Regions from separate parts of the Homo sapiens genome. Here region 2 is linked to region 1. The links are chromatin contacts, found by Hi-C or POLR2A ChIA-PET in ENCODE. All regions are on one chromosome and are shown on one strand. Each heading gives the region's core, a stretch centred on a gene start or an enhancer-like site at or near the end of the contact. The rest is flanking DNA. Distances are from core to core; before and after follow the strand shown. Region 1 overlaps PALLD (palladin, cytoskeletal associated protein). Region 2 overlaps PALLD (palladin, cytoskeletal associated protein).

Region 1 (5,377 bases), core at 902-3,401:
TGTCATGGGCTGGGAAAACTGGGGAGAGGTACAAGATCCTTATGGGGAAGTATCTGCTTCTGAGAGAAAGGTGGGGAAGAGAATGTAGGATGTTCCAAAGAGGAATGTGTGGAGTGGGAGAGGAACATGAGAGGGGTCAGCAAGCCACCTAGGAATAAGGACAGGAAAAAGAGAGGAGACGGTGGAGTGTGAATCGGGGTAAGCTGATTGCTATGGTCTGGATGTTTATGGCCCGCCCCCCCTCCCAAATTCATATGGTATTTAGGAAGTGGGGCCTTCTGGGAGGTGATTAGGTTATGAGGGTAGAGCCTCATGAATAGGGTTAGTGCCCCTATAAAATAGGCCCAAGGGAGCTAGTTAGTTCTTCCAATACGTGAGATCACAGCAAGAAGGCACCATCTATGAACCAGAAAGTGGGCCCTCACCAAACACTGAATCTACCGGCACCTTCACCTTGGACTTTTCAGCCTTCAGAACTGTGAGCAATAAACCTCTGTTGTTTATAATGTATCCAGTTTATGGTACTTCGTTATAGCCGCCAGAATGGACTAAACTATGGATTAAGATGAAGCTTTAGCTAAGGGACTAAGCAAAGGACCTGATCTAGACTCAGAACAGCTGAGGAGACCCCCTGGAAGGCCTGCCAGGAGATCAACTGCAACTTGAAACCAAGAGGACTGGGGCTGTACTCAGGTAGGACAGGGCCCCAGTTCTTCAGAGCCCTGAAGGTCTGAGAGCACAGCTTTGCCTTGAGACAGCCTTGGTTTCCGCTTTGTCTCTGTTACTTAGTAGCCATGTGATCTTGGGCAAGATGCTTATCTTTGTGAGAATATAGTTTCCAGATAATAAAATAGGGGTAATATATCTACTTCATAATATTTTTGTGAGGATTAAAGGTGGTTATGTGCTTGACACATAGTAAGTGAGGATAAACTGCTGTGATTCTGATTTTGGCTTGGGAATGGAATTAAGGCAGAATAAAAAGAAACATCTGTGACCTTGTGGTTTACAGAAAAGCCTGAAATTGGACTCCTTTTAATAATGATGTAAACTGTTACACAGCATGCTCATCTATGTTTCCCCATTTGATCCTCAGAATTTTTTTTTTTTTTTTTTTTTTTTTGAGATGTATTCTCCCTCTGTTGCTCAGGCTGGAGTGCAGAGGCATAATCTTGGCTCACTGCAACCTCTGCCTCCCAGTTTCAAGCAATTCTCCTGTCTCAGCCAACCGGGTAGCTGGGATTACCGGTACTCACCACCATGCCCAACTAATTTTTGTATTTTTAGTACAGATGGGGTTTCGCCATGCTGGCCAGGCTGGTCTCAAACTCCTGACCTCAAGTGATCCACCTGCCTTAGCCTCCCAAAGTGCTAGGATTACAGGTGTGAGCCACTGCGCCTGGCTAATCCTCAGAAATATTTAACTTTGAAGTGGCTATTGTTAGCCCATTTCACAGATGAGAAATCAAGACCCAGAGTAGGAAATGCCTTGTCTAAGCTCTGTAAGTTGTAGAGTTGTGATAATTACTTGTCTTCTGATCTCAGTCACTACTTTTTTTTTTTTTTAAATAAAAAGTAACATCTATTTCATGGGAGTGACATAGGAAGAACATGGAGCCAAATCAGTTTTTAAAATTATAACCGGGTTAGCTGAGCAATGTGAGACTGAACTTGCAACTTGCTGTGCTTGCTGGTAGTTGTCTACTGGTAGTCCCTTGTCCTAGAAAGGTTACTAGACACTAACTGGTACACCAGCCGGCTGAGAACTGTGCTGAGAGAGAAGGGAAGACTGGAGTGGGGCTCCTAGGCACCGTCTTCAGGGAGAAGCCCCTTTCACTCCCATTCTGCCACCAACCCCTCCGATACAAGCAAAGTAAGGCTAGATTAGCATAGCTTTCTGCTTGTCACACCTGCTGAATGAGCAGGATTCTGCCGTTTCTATCTTTAAGTAGAAACATTACCACTGATTTGTAGTCATCGCACTCTCCAGGAGTCCTTAATAAACTTTAAGATCATTACTGAGTCACTTAGCTCTTCTTTTCCTCTTCACAGAGTTACCAGTTTTCTGATCTCTCTTACAGACTTCCTTTCTAACCAGCAAAGCATGCTTGTGACTCTCCTCTCCTACTTCAGATATTGATCTCAGGGCTGAACATTCACATCCAGGGAGGCAAGACTCACTGCTTCTGAGCCCAAGAAATGGATCACCCTGCTGAGCACTGGCTCTGTAGCTCCTCGTTTCTTTCTCACTCCCAAATGCACTTGGACACTCTCTGGGGCCCTTTTCTGCACTGGGACTGTAAGAAAAGGGCTGATATTTTCTTTTCAAAATAGTTTAGATAGAGTCCTTCTGGAAGCAAGGAATATGACTAAGTGATTTCTTAAAGTCCCTTCCAGCCAGTGATTCATCAGACACAGAATTTTAAGCTGGAATGGCCTGTAATTTTCTGGGCCAAATGTCTCATTTTTGCAAATGAGGAGAGTGAGTTCTATAGAGGTTGAGAATTGTGAGGGCTGCTTGCTATGGTGGACAGATCATGAGATTTGAAGTTAGAAGTTCTGGGTTTTTTTGTTTACTTTCTGGGACAGAGTCTCATTCTGTCAGTCAGGCTAGAGGGCAGTGGCACAATAGTAGTTCACTGCAGCCTCGAATTTCTGAGCTCAAGCGATCTTCTCGCCTCTGCCTCCTAGGCAGCTAGGACTACAGGTACCCACCACCACACTGGGCTAATTTTATTTTTTGCAGGGATGGGGTCTCACTATGTTGCCCAGGCTGGTGTCAGAACTCCTGGCCTCAAGTGATCTTCCTGCCTTGGCCTCTCAAAGTGTTGGGATTACAGGCTCATGCTTATGAGCCACCGTGTCTGGCAGAAGTTCTGAGTTTGAGGTCAAATTCTACCACTCACATGCTTTGTGACCTTGAGCAAGTCATTAACCTCTAGAGCTCCAGTTTCCATACTTGCAGAATGGAAATAACGCCACCTGCCCTACCTGCTTCCAAATGTGGTTCTGATGATCACATGTCATATTTGGGAAGGAAATGATCAAATGTAATACAGTGCTTTATCAATGTTACATTACTAAATAGCTGGTTCAAGGTCACATAGTGGCAAAACCAGGATCCTCAATTCCAATGTAGTTTGATTTCCATCATACAATGTTGCCTTCTTGACATTTTTCCAATTCTATAAGATTTTCTCATCAGGTGCCACACTAATTTGGTCTCCACATGTTTTCCTTTAAATCCCTGGACACACACACAGACTCAAACTGCGGGAATCCAGGCTGGCTCAGATGGATCACAGACCAGCAACCATGAAGGGTTGGTGGGAAGATCTCAGGCCTTCCATTACATCACAGTCATGGCCCTCAGACCCTGGGTTGATGGCTGCCAAGGGACTGGGCATGCTCACAAACATGCTTTCCATGGCACTTCTCTAGCTAGTGTCATAACACCGAATTGCAAGTTGGAGCTGGCTATCTGATAGCTTGTAATGGACTATTAGACTATGGCATATGCCTTGAGGATTGAAATAGGATGAACCTGAGCCACAGAGTGAAGTGATAATAGATACTTTAAGTTCATGCTGGACAGAGATTTGGGAACCTGTTCAGAGGTAATAGGTGGTTTACTGTGCCAGTTTGTGGTAGCCCACATAGGAGAGGCAGGAGATGGCTGCTTAGTCTCACAAACGAAGTGTTGCACCCAAGTGTTATGTGTTCCCATGGACCGCTAATGAGAAGGAGCCCCTGGTCTCTGAGCCCTAGCATCACCATTCTGGCATTGGAAAAGATCGACCATGCTTTATTTGGCCCCATTATTAATCGTAGGGTATATTGAACCCTTAGGAGGTTGAGCAAAACCATCTCTCCCAGTCAACAAGAGACATGGATACACTGTCAGTACTGATATGCTGTGGCCCTCGGGTACCCTGGGACAGACTGGCCCTTGTCTCTTTCATAACTGATGGCTTCCCAAGCTTGACATGAGAAAGAAACCTTCTTTCAGTTATTGGAGAGAGTTGGGTCTCTTCTCTGGCAATGGTATTTGGCCCTTGAAGAGCACAACAGATAAATCCTACGTTTTCCTGTTTTCTTTAAACATAAAAAGCTTTTCAAACTTTCAGAAATAATGGAGAGGTCAAGCATATAATAAATAGGGAGTACAGCTCTTCGCTCAGAGCAATAAAAATGAAAAAAAGGGAAAAAACACTGTGAGCCAGTTCAGCCAACAATTTCCATGTTTAAAAAAAAAGTTCAAGTTGGAGCCATGTGGTCTCAATAAAGTAGTAAAATATATTTTCTTTACGCTACACTTCATATGCCCATAACCTTCCTTTTAAATCATCTCTAACCAGCCCCAAATCACTCTGACCGCAAATCATTTGGTGGCTTTGGTCTCCAGGCGATGGAATGTGCTGGAGTAGACGGGGAGTCGCTACCAAGTGCGCTCTGAGGGAGCCTCCACTCCCCTCGCTCAGGCACACAGACCCCAGCAAAGCTTTGAAAAGGTTCTGCGCTGAGATAGCACATGACATCATAGCCCAATCATTCAGGAAAAAAACTGCAAGGCTGCAGAATAGCACAACATGCCACAAACCACAGTGGGCAGATAAAGTCGAAGAACAGCTTTTCTTACGAAAACATTCACAAATACCACAGGCAGCTGGCAGAGGCACGTTTAATTACATTTACAGAAAAACCACTGTATCCATTAGCCCCACCATCTTTGGGGCTGACCAACAAATGGGAAGGTCACTGAAGCCCATCTTGGAAATTGAAAAGCCAGGAAAGCTCGAAGTTTATGTCATTACATTTTATAATATGTGTTACGATTAGAAATGACCCAACTGTAAAATCACTTGATAGGCTTTGAAAGGACGTCCAAGTGAACAAGACCTCAATCATAACCTATCTTTAAATGTACAGCTGAAGATTAAATGCAGCCCAAGGTGTGAGAAATCAATTATTCAATTCATGATTAATTTAAGAGACACCGAGCTTGTTCTGAGCATAAACAAAGCTCATGCAACTGCCATCTGCCATCACATCACAGGACCCAGTCTTGTCTCTTGCAAGTGCCATTGGAGCTTTTGTTTATTTATTATTATTATTTTTTTAAGAAACTGTTCAAAGAGCTAAGTATACAGACTTTGAAGGGATGGTAAATGTATTGGATGTCCCTTTAGGCACCTCAGAGAAACAAAGTTCAATATGCATTGGCAAAGTATGATTAAAGCTTGATGGAAAAAAATTGTCCAAATAAAAATGCTATTTTACAGAGTAAACATCATCTTACAATAATTGCTTAAGTGGGAGTTTTAAAGAAAACTCGGCAGAACCTTCCATGAGACAAGAGGGATGTGTCTAAAAAGTC
Region 2 (5,377 bases), core at 1,675-4,174, 49 kb after region 1:
ATGCACTGGGGATAAGCGGATATTGAGACTTTTGTGTAGTTGTTAAGACTGTTTTTTGAGACGGAGTTTTGCTCTTGTTGCCCAGGCTGGAGTGCAATGGCGCAATCTTGGCTAACTGCAACCTCCATTTCCTGGGTTCAAGTGATTCTCCTGCCTCAGCCTCCTGAGTAGCTGGGATTATAGGCGACTGCCACCACGGCAAGCTAATTTTTCTTTGTATGCTTAGTAGAGACGGGGTTTCGCCATGTTGGCCAGGCTGGTCTCAAACTCCTGACCTCAGGTGATCCCCCCGCCTTGGCCTCCCAAAGTACTGGGATTACAGGCGTGAGCCACTGAGCCCAGCCTGAGTGGTTAAGACTTCTAGTCAACCTGAGAAAAGAACTTTTAAGTGTGCCAATCCTGGAGGCTTCAGTAAATTCTTCCACCATGTGACATTTGGTGCAAATGGACATCCTTGTAAAAACTGGTGAAGAGCTGGGTTTTACACTTAGGTGGACATGGGGCCAAATGAGGCAGCACGCAGGTATACAGAACAGGAGCAGAGAGGATCATGAGAGGAAAAGCAGTTGGGAATCCTTAGAGACCTTCAAGAGTTTAAATCTTTCCAGTCTGGCACTGGGCAGAAAAGTCCATTAGGCTTGATTCTTTCAGTTGCGAGTGAGGCTCAACTAATATCTGGATCTCAAGATAATTTATCAACAATGCCTCTCATGCTTAGCAACTCCCCAAACTTTTCTTTCCTATCTTTAATATGGAGTGTCAGCTCTGAATAGAAATTTCAACTTGTTCTCCCCCTTCTTGAGCTTTCAAATGTGAAGAAATTGACTCAGCAGTAGATCTATAGTTTTTGGTGGTGGGGGTTGGTGGGAGTGGGTACAGTGGACTGGGTTATCCCAGGAAAGATTTCACGGTTATAGAACACTTTAAAGTATAGGCACTGATAGTCGCAGGAGGAAACGGACAAAAAATGGCCTTAAAAAAAGATGACTCAGAATTCTGACTCAGAGGGATTGGGGCCAATTTCTGATCTCATCTTGGAGCTTCTTGAAGCACCTGGACTTTCCCTGAAGGTCTCCTACCTAAATTGGAGCTTAGACCACACCTGTCTGGCCCTGAGGGAATAAGCTGACAAGCACCCGGCCTGCAGTGGATGCAGCTGTTCTCATTAGATCAGACGTGGATCAGAGTGATAACTTTCTAGAAGCATAATTTACCATACATTACAATCAAGAATGACAAATTACAGTATGGTAAAGCACTTTAGAAACGACACAAACTTTCCCTGCTAAGGGAGCCAGCTCTGACGAACCAGTACAGTTGTGCTTGACAATAGCCCGCTTGACTTTAGGGACTGTTGTCCTATTACCTAGTGTTTTACAGATACCCCTGGCCTTAAGTTCATTTTGACCCAAACATAAAAACTCACTGTCAAGGAACAGATGAAATTTCCACAAATTGACTCAGTAATTTCATCTAGAGTTGCAAATTGAGTATTTCATAGAGGAGAATACTTGAAAGAAGAAATTGGCTGGAGGAAAATAATTTTACTTGAAGCTGTTTCTGATAGAGATTGAACACGGCTATTTTTTTAAACAAACCATTTTGCTCTTTGTACATTTAGAACATTTTAATTTAGTGAAGTAATCTGAGAAGAATGATAACCAGAGTATGCTTAAAAAGTATCTGACACTCAGCCAGGCACGGTAGGTCACACCTGTAATCCCAGCACTTTGGGAGGCTGAGGCGGGCAGATCACTTGAGGTCAGGAGTTTGAGACCAGCCTGGCCAACATGGCAAAATCTCGTCTCTACTAAAAATAAAAATACAAAAGTTAGCCGGGTGTGGCTGCAGGCACCTGTAATCCCAGGTACTCAGGAGGCTGAGGCATGAGAATCGCTTGAACCCAGGAGGCGGAGGATGAAGTGAGGTGAGCACGCCACTGCACTCCAGCCTGGGTGACAGAGTGAGACTCTGTCTCAAAAAAAAAATAAAAAGTATCTGAAACTATTTCCATTTCTCTCTCAAAATCTGCAGACAACCATCTGAGGGTGACTAGGTGAATAAATCTTCTTTAAGGTGCTCCTCTCTTTCCCAACCCCACATTTCTTCAACATTTGAAAATTCTCACAATAATGGGCCAGTTTCATAGCTCAGGGTGTTTGGCTCCAGGAATTTTTTACAAATCCATCCTCCCAGGGCTCACAGTGATCCTGGTAGGAAACTGGGAATGGGGTCAAGGGAGAAGAAAAGCAGAGCAGTGGCTCTCAATCTCACAAACTGCTGAGAGGAATGGGCACTCCGCAGACATTCCCAGGCCCCATCGAGACTGACCCAGATCCAAGAGCGCCAGTTAGCACCAGATTTGACTTCAGAATGACTCAACGGAGTTTCTGCCTCAAGGGGTTTAGCCCTGGAGAAAGGCACCAGGAGACTCCCTTCTTGTGACACGCCTCGCAGTCTCATCTCCTGTCCACTTCCCCTCCTGCTTGCAGCCTTACCTTCCCACTTGAATCTCCCCTGCACCCCCCTGAAGAGCGCTCCACTGTATTTTAATGAATCATCTGAGTGCTGTTAGGCCAAGTGGTGACTCAGTTTTTTGGCTATTGGGGATGGCAGGAGAGTTCTCTTAACTCAGTTTTGTGGATTTCTGTATGGTGGAAAATGGGAGGAGGTGGTGAAATCCTTAGTCTTAGTAGCACTGGTTAGGGAATTGCTACAGCAGGGGAGAGGTAGAATAGGGAAAAAAGCAGCTGGCCAGGGATAACCTTAGCCATGCACAAGGCAAGCTGAGGTTTGAGAAAAAACGGAAAAGTTGGGAGATGCTGGCACAGCTGTCCTTCATAACCGCCTTCACATCCGCTCTCCCTAGCACTGAAGCCTCCCTGCGCTTTGGAGTCCCTGGCAGAGACTGGTTTGGGCAGTCTTTCCAGTGAAATCTGGTGAGCTGTCTGCTGCTTTAGCCAAGGAGTCCTGCTACTGAATGACATAAACAGTTCCCTTTCTTCAAGGGTGAAAGTATATTGGTGTGTTCTAGCAAACCAAGCAAAACGTGAAAAATATTTCAATTTTTAGGTGGCATTTGGTCAAGTGATTGCCTATGTGGTCTTCAAAGAATGTCTCCACTGGGGATTGACTATCATGATGCCAGAATTTTCCAAATCCCTAGACTCTTGAAGATCTTTCTAGCTGCTATCATTTGAAAGCTTAGCAGATTGTTGTTTATATCTACACACCCGCATTCTTCAACATCAGCACTGCAGGCATTTTGGGCTGGAGAATTCTTTGTCGTCGGGGGGTGTCCAGGGCACTGTGGGATGTTTAGCAGCTTCTCTGGCTTCTACTCTCTAGTACACCCCTCTCCCAGTGGTGACAACCGAAATGTCTCTAGGCATTGACAAATGTCTTCTGAGCAGAAGCGCAGCTCTGCAAAGAGACTGTCTAGGATACTAGACTTTTCCTTTTTACTCACTCTCTTATCGCATGGTACCCCTAGCTATGTCTCCTTGCCCTGAGGGAACGTTCGATTTTTTTTTAAGGAAATTCAGGAGAAAATATTTTTTAATTCCACAAAAGAATTAATGCAGAATTGAGAGACTGAACTGATGATGATTTGGTATATAAGGGTTTGAAAGACCTCTAATGTTTAAATTAGGCTTGTTCCATGGATGTCCAGAGTGCCCTGGAAAGCATGACCCATTTGAACCCAGGAAGCAATCAGCTCTGCCACCAGGAGCACTGGGCAGCCATATGATCAGAAACTGGGTTTACAGTTCAAACCCAGTACTGGGTTCTAATCCATACTTGCACAATGATTCAGCTTACGTTTTAGCTTGGCAGTTCTAGAAATCTCTGGCTATCTCAGTTTTACCAGTTCTAAAGTAAAGAGAGGGATTCGCTCCTCCTCTCCCTCCCACAATTCCCAAATTAGTGATCAACGACAGCAAAACGAATTGGGTCCAGCATGTAGACAGTGGTGAATTCTGGACTTTGCTGGGCAAGGGAATCTCAAGTTGAGGCTCAATTGTGAGGTGTAACAAGGTGTGTAAAAAAAAACGTTCTCTATATTCTTAAGAAGGGAGTTGCTACATAAATTTGGGGCATATCTAATTCCTAATGGTTTACCAGGAGTTTGGGAATACTGGAATCAAGGGGTGAAGAGTCTCAGCTTTTCTTTTTTGTGGGGCCGGAAGTAGTAGCTTGATAGGCACTGCTTAGAAAGCCTTTTTTTTTTTTTTTTTTTTTTTTTAGGTCTCTTGAGGACCTGGAGAAGCGATGTAGTATACTAAAGATATCTTAAAGTGCTCAAACACTCTGGCTAAATAAAAATTTCTCAAGACATTTCTTTCCAACTCGAACAAAATTACCAAAATATGAGGACATTGGTAACATTTAAACAGCAACCTTAATAGACCTATAATAGTAAACAATACGACTGTATTTGGTTTGAGGGAAAGAAGTTTATCTAGCTAATGCTATTTTCCTGACATTCTACCAATGCAAAGGACCCTGGATCCAATACTTTAATATGTCATTGTGTGGAAATCTCAGCTCTGGCCTCTTAAGAGTACTAAGAAGATTCCCCAAGCTAACTCTGACATTGTTTGGGAAACTTGGCTCCTAAGAGCAGGCGTGGGCTGCTTGGTTCCACCCTGGGCTGGGGAGCTTTTCAACTGGTATTGTGTCCACAGGCTCCCTCAGCTGGTGTCTCCGAAAACGACAGGCTGCTCCTCATACTGTCCTGAGCGCTCAGAATTAAACTGATGGGGCCAGGGGCACACTCAGTGCCTGCGCTGGGGACTGGATCCCAGGCCCCCCTCTGTTTTCTCTTCTATCTAAGAGTGCCTTCGTGCATAGACATGACAGCATTGATGAGCTGTGGGATGGCTGCAATCCCTACTTCATAAAAAGATGTGGGTCAGTAGAGAGAGGTGGGAGGAGAGGCATAAGGCTGGTTGCAAATCTCTTTTCTGTGACCTGCCAGTATAATTGAAGCTACATTGTTAGTTACACCTCATCTATGAAATGGGTTACACCTCATCTATGAAATGGGTTAATCATTTCCTCTCCTACACGGACACACACACACACACACACACACTCACACTCATATATTCTCATGGTCACACACACACACTACTCATAAGGATGTTGTGAGAATTAAACAAGATAATGGTTATAAAACCACTTGATAAACTGCAATATGTCATAAAATTTTGAAACTATTGTTTTTGTTGTACATCATGAGCAGTATGTCCTGTGTTCCTACATCTTTTAGAGACCATTCAATACATTTGGAATCTATTACCAAATAGAAATAGTTTCCAAAACAAACATATCTATCTTCTTGTCAGTTAGAATTAGTCAAATTTTTATCATA

Evidence for each region. A loop is a pair of places that touch in the nucleus more often than their neighbours do. ChIA-PET counts read pairs that join two places held with the same protein, here RNA polymerase II (POLR2A). Pooled maps may share reads with other maps.
Region 2: a loop to region 1 is called in a map of PC-9, with 6 times the contacts of the local background. The contact joins two enhancer-like sites. A Hi-C loop is called at or near these places in 39 of 168 maps with a recorded cell type or tissue (A673, Caco-2, Calu3 and 23 more) and 23 of 50 pooled maps. POLR2A ChIA-PET finds 5 or more read pairs at or near these places in 11 of 52 experiments (A549, GM12878, H1 and 8 more).

The regions. Positions count from the first base shown.
Region 1 is chr4:168,633,690-168,639,066 of GRCh38, reverse strand. The region is part of intron 2 of PALLD (palladin, cytoskeletal associated protein); the gene reads right to left. Among named protein-coding and RNA genes, the nearest start is that of PALLD-AS1, 12 kb to the left of the region's middle. Within about 2 kb of position 2,151, at least 8 of the 41 ENCODE cell types and tissues checked have a DNase peak (open chromatin) inside an H3K27ac peak, as active enhancers do; they include PC-3, PC-9, ascending aorta and 1 more, where a contact is called at or near this core.
Region 2 is chr4:168,585,023-168,590,399 of GRCh38, reverse strand. All of the region lies in intron 2 of PALLD (palladin, cytoskeletal associated protein), which reads right to left. The region is part of intron 1 of LOC124900807 (a long non-coding RNA gene); the gene reads left to right. Among named protein-coding and RNA genes, the nearest start is that of PALLD-AS1, 61 kb to the left of the region's middle. Within about 2 kb of position 2,924, at least 13 of the 41 ENCODE cell types and tissues checked have a DNase peak (open chromatin) inside an H3K27ac peak, as active enhancers do; they include PC-3, PC-9, ascending aorta and 1 more, where a contact is called at or near this core.